Linked DNA regions of Mus musculus: region 2 is linked to region 1. The links are chromatin loops, found by intact Hi-C in ENCODE. Cell type or tissue: left cerebral cortex. All regions are shown on one strand. Each heading gives the region's core, and the rest is flanking DNA. Links, peaks and the distances in the headings are about the cores only. Region 1 overlaps Lrmda (leucine rich melanocyte differentiation associated). Region 2 overlaps Lrmda (leucine rich melanocyte differentiation associated).

What was found. Hi-C counts contacts between places; a loop is a spot of excess contacts. Peaks named below come from ENCODE experiments on the same cell type or tissue, not always from the same donor. Only the 100,000 strongest peaks of a DNase experiment are listed, where the experiment ranks them.
Region 2: it touches region 1 in a loop (3-fold over the local background); 2 of 42 quality-filtered maps call a loop at or near these places.

The regions. Positions count from the first base shown.
Region 1 is chr14:22,807,075-22,809,880 of GRCm38, reverse strand. The region is part of intron 5 of Lrmda (leucine rich melanocyte differentiation associated); the gene reads right to left. Among named protein-coding and RNA genes, the nearest start is that of Gm30926, 7.1 kb to the right of the region's middle. In left cerebral cortex, for the core only: a CTCF peak has its summit at 1,413 (motif pointing right); a DNase peak (open chromatin) is centred at 1,428; H3K4me3 peaks cover 259 bases.
Region 2 is chr14:22,858,560-22,861,365 of GRCm38, reverse strand. All of the region lies in intron 6 of Lrmda (leucine rich melanocyte differentiation associated), which reads right to left. Among named protein-coding and RNA genes, the nearest start is that of Gm30926, 59 kb to the right of the region's middle. In left cerebral cortex, for the core only: no CTCF peak of the experiment used is centred there; DNase peaks (open chromatin) are centred at 522 and 1,511.

The sequences.
Region 1 (2,806 bases), core at 61-2,560:
GAGCTCACTTTGAGGGCTAAGGACGAAGCTCAGCTGGCAGAGTACTTGGCCTGGCATGCATGGGGCCTGGAGCTCAGTCCCCAGCACTGCATAAACCCGGCATGGTGCCTCAAGGCCATATAATTCCAGTGCTTGAGACGAGGTTAGGGGAATCAGAAGTTCCACACCATCATGGCCGCCTAGCAAGTCTGAGCACTGCCTAAGATACAGGACAGTCTGTCCCCAAACAAATAAACAAATAGACAAGTTAGAGGCTGAGTTCCTGGCCTACCCCAAAAGTCCTAGCTGAAGCAATAATCCTTAGAATGTTCTTTTAAAACAGAAATCTGACAAAGTTGCTTTTCTGCTTAAAACAGCATGTAAAGTTTGGCCTGAATTTCAAGCTTTGAACATGGCCAATAAGGCCCCAGGGCACAGCCTTTCCTTCTTTGCAGGCCTGACTCTTGCCTCTCCCCTTGTTTGGCAAGCAGGAACCTGTCTGGCAGCTTTTCTATTCCTTCAGGTGCTCAGTCCTGAGATCCGGAGATCTTCACCGAATAGAATAATCTTTCTCCTGACGCTTTCTCTCCAGCATGCTCTGCCTTAGTGATAGTCCCCTGCTATACTGCAAACTCCCCACACATTTTGTCACCACAACCCTGAATAGCTGACTCATAGTAATGTCTCAATAAATTCTTGTCACACGATAAAATACATTTATTTAATGCTAAACAAACACCATCCTTCAGTCTCCACGGGTTCAAAGCAACAAAGTAAAAAATAAGTTAAAAATAAAACAACAAAACAACGTAACAAAGTAGCAAAGCATTTGTATCAGCCTTCCCAGTCACTGCACACTGTTTTCTAAGGGAAATAACCCCTTTAGAGCCCTTGATGCTCACTGAGTGGAACACACAGGGTCCTGCAACCCCCATTCCTCATGGGCAGCCTCTTCTCAAGGAGGGCCCTGTTGATTCTTGCTGCATGCAAGGGCTTAAGTTACAGCACACACTTTGCCAAAAGGAGTCATCAGAGGTTGTTTAGAACAAAAGAAGACTTCCTTCCCGGGGTTCAGCCTGATCCACAAGTGATAGAAACAAAAGCAGAGCCCGTGGCTTCCAAGATGCATTCAGAGTCCTCAGGCTGGGCTGGGGCTCCAACAAGAGGCCACTGGGCCCCATGCTAAGTGAAGCAGCATACGGCTCACTTAATTGGGCTTGCCTTTTATTATACTTCTCTCTTGCTCCTGCAACCTGTGATTTTTTTGATGAATGCATCATAAAATGTTTAATCCAAATGAAGACCAAAGGAGTGCAGGGAAGCATCCATTAGTCACTGCCAGATCCTCCAACGACAGGAGACAGGGTCTTAAGGACTGCTATTAGGGACGGAGCCCGGTTGCAATGCAGCCCTCGTGCTGCGCGGCTCAGTCAGCAGAAGGGGGAGCTGTAGTGTAACCTATTTGAGATGTAAATCTAGAGCTGGCAGTGCTGCAGATTAGAGACTGTGGTCGCTGCTGTCGGCCGGTCTACAGCAATACTATATATCCTGTCCTGGTCGGTGCAGGTCATTAACAGGACGCGGAATGGTGTTAGTAAATGTGAACATTAAGAAACCCAGGTCAGCAAAGGACGGAAAGCATGGCAGCCACACTTCAAGGGGAATCAACCCCCCGGGAAGGGGAGATTGCATGGATACAGAAACAGGCAAGTGACAGTGTTAGCTTTGAGTGACAACAGACGAGCCACCACAAACGTGATAGGGTGGTATCTTGACATGAGAGAAATTAGACATGGAAGAGGGAAAATGAGAGAAACAGAATAGGGGACAAGGAGGAAAGGGAGGAAGGAGGGGAGAGGAGAAAGAGGGAAGGAAGAAGAGGGGGAGAGGATGGAGGAGGGAACAGAGTAGAGGTCTTCTGTCCATGCCTGCATACAGCAACAAGGAAGGTTTCACGAACACACAGTCCCAGGAGGGCTGGAGGGACATTGCCCCTCTTTGTGTGGACCTTGCATAAAAACGGGACAAAAGACTCAGAACAAGGCCCCTAGCTTCCCGGAGCCGAGCCATAGCTGCTGCTTGGGCTCTATTTTTTGACCAAGTCAGGTGTCCCTACTGCCAAAGAAGTTTTCCTTTTTCCCTGACTCCAGGCACTTCCTGTTTCCTTCAAGTGGAACTCCCCAAGACTCATCAAATCCACAATTTAATTACATCTCAGAGAGAGAGGGAGAGAGAGAGAGAGAGAGAGAGAGAGAGAGAGAGAGAGAGAGAGAGAGAGAGAGAGAGAGAGAGGAAGGAGAAGGAGGAGTGTAAACATGACTTCTTTTTATCTCCCGATACATCTGGACAAGTAGACAATGTGCTAAAACAAAATAAATCTGCCCTGACAGACACATCAAAGGGGCTTGCAGCTACTTACAGCCCAGGAATGCAGTTGCTAAGCATCGGCCAAAGACTTATCAGTCCTTGGAAGAAATGCTTTTTTCTCCCTTTGAGGGGGGCGATGAGGAAGGCTGGGGAGTGGGAACCAGCCTGCAAAAGGAGACTGGGGATTTGCAGGGATTTTGAAGCTTAAAATGAATTGTGTGAAGAAAAGGAGTTTTGTGGTGGTTTTCCTTTTGACGTACGGCCTATATTTTTATAAAGGTTGCCCATGGAAAAGCCCTCCAGAAAGGGCTCTTTAGGATTTTAATAGAAAGAAGATTGTGAAAAAAAAAATATAAAAAACACTATATACAAAGTTCTATGGATTTCTCCAGGTGATTCAAGCCTAATGCTAGCTAGTCCAGGATCAGGGGAAATATCTCACACTTACCAGAGTCAGGAG
Region 2 (2,806 bases), core at 94-2,593, 51 kb before region 1:
AACCTTTGTGTGTGTGTGTGTGTGTGTGTGTGTGTGTGTGTGGTTGGGTAATGCATTTGTTTGCATGTGCATGTGGCCAGCAGAAGACAAAATCATGTGACAATTCCTTAGGAAGGAGCCAACCTTTTTTTGAAGGGGTGTAAAGTCTTTCACTGGCCTAGAGATAGTCTGTTAGGCTAGACCAAGGCCCAGGAGCCGCATGTCCCTGCCTCCTCAGCACTTAGGTTCCAAGAACACTCATCTTTATTTCTCTATGAGTTCAGGGGACTGGGATAGAGTGCAGGTCCTTGGCCTTTAATGACAGAGTGAGCGCTTCTGCTTGAACATTTTTTAAAAACTGGAATAGTTGTCCTGAATTAATTATGTTTTGAAAATACAAAATCACTAATTCAGTAAGGACTTGAATTGTGTCATCATGTAAAGATCTTTTCAACAGAACAACAAAGGCGGATTCCCTTCCCCGCCAGCTTTTATACATCTGCAGGCCGTCACCAAGCTTGCAAACAGACAAACCCTTTGTTCTTCCTCATCTGGGCACATTGCTCTGCCTCCTCCTCCTCCTCGTCCAGCTGCAGAAAGTGCTACTTTGAGAGCTCAGTTTTCTTTTGCATGGCTCTCTTTATGGGATGGAGACCCTGTAAAAAATGCTGGTTCATGTCACATTTTTAATGCCATCATATGGTGGTACCATTCAGTAAGTTTCCCTTTCTCTTGATTTTGTAATTTAATCCATAGTAAATACCATTCTCCTTTATTTAACGAATCATCTTGGTTGGCCCCCAGATTTGTGGGCTGTTTTGTTTTGTTTCAGTGCTATCGGCTAAGTGACAGACATAGTCACATGGCTCTGGGCATGGTCACTTGCTTTTCCTGGGGTAAAATCCTATGATGCTTGGATCTTTGACTTGTTACATATTCAAACTGACTAGAAAATGATTTTTTCAGCATAAATATGCTAGTTCACATTTCGACTAGAATAATTTTTGGAGGTTCTGTGCTTTTTCAGTTCTTGCTATTGCTGTAGTTTTTAACTTCTGCTCAGCCAATGGACAAAAAAAATGTGCATTTTATGATTTCCATGTATATACTATGCTTGTTTCCTTAAAAACAAAAGAGAGCATTTTCAATAATTTGAAATGAAATTCTTTTTTAAAAATAGGTATGAGGGATGGGGCAATCTTGCAGAGACCCTTGTTTGGTTGCCAGAATGTTAGTGGCACTTCATAACTGTCTGTAACCCAGTTCCAGGGCATCCAGCACCCTCTTCTACTTCCATGCAGACTAGGCATGTATACACCTGTCAGAACATTCGTATAACAAGATAAAAATAAATATATATTTTAAAAATCACGGTGAAGTACAATCTTTGCACAGAGTAGATATGAATCCATGTCTCCATGGACACCATGTAGACAGATACATGCAAGTCACTGTACCTGTGTTATCCTTACATCTGCTACCCATCTGCATATTTACAGTGGTAGTGGCAAGCTGGGTCCTGTGAGCCAAATCTAGCTCACCACCTGTTTTTCTAAATAAAGCTTTATTGGAACACAGCCATGCCCGCTTGCTTACACACCAGCTCTGAACACTTATACTCTATGACAGGAGTTTGGGTAGTCAAAAAGACCATCTGTCCGGCATGAGCCTGAAGTGCTTACCAGGCCTTTACAGTAGAAGGTCACTGACCCATGACTTAGAACATCTCCATTTATAGACATGGATGTTCCACACTGCATGTGTCCCCTCAAATCAGTTCCTCCTGAATGTCATCCTTTATGAAATGCTTTCACCTTCCACTAGGGCACTCAGACAGACAACCTAGGCATCATCTCATACTCTTTTCTCTAATTTACCACCAGGCACAGAGACTCCCCAATTATCCAACCTTCCTATCTGTGCTCTGCTAAGTCCCTTTCTCTGCACCCTCTTCCATCTCTGTGCTTCAAGCCTTCCACTTGCATAAACAACCCTCTAAACTAATGAACAAGTCCCCATCCTTCCTCATTCTCTCATGCAAACAAGATACCAGACCAATTCTGACTCTTTTTGTTTATAGATTTGAATTTCTGTGTGCTATCTCCTCCTAATCTTTACGGTTCCTGAAAGACCTCTGCCATCTCTGCACATGCCAACAAAACCTTCCACAGCAGAATCTTGACAATGATTTGGACTGACATTGCAGGACATTCGGGGCTACCATACCACTTGCCAGCGGGGCCTAGAGAAAGTAGATACTCACCTACAGCTAGGGCTGAGAAGGCCAGAGCAAAGAGGCTCTCACTGATATCATTTAATGCAGTGCTTTTCAAACTTCTATGTGCAGAAGACTCCCAAGAGCTCACTCAATTCAAAACAGCCATGTGAGGAGTCACCACAACTCCACAGAGTCAGAATCTTCAGAAAAAGATGCTAACATGATCATGTTGCGAATGTGCTTCTTAGCAGATTCTTACATAGGCTACATAGAGAAGGACTTAACTATTGTCAGCATCCTGCAGTAGACATTATCCCACCCTACCACATCAGCCATGATGGACCAGTATATCCCAACCATTTCTGTATGTGCCATACCGATTATAGGCTTGTTCACTTTCCCCCACAGGCCAAGAAGCCTGGTTTGAAGACAAAGCTAATATTCACTCATTCTCTCTCCTCCCTAAAAGTAGAGGGGACCCTCTAACCCCATCCTCTCTCCCACTCTTCTTCCCGTTTTTCACATATTCTCTGTGTGTACTATGTATATGCTGTATGCATGCCTGCAGTATGCACATGTGTGGATACAGATATACATGCAGAGACACAA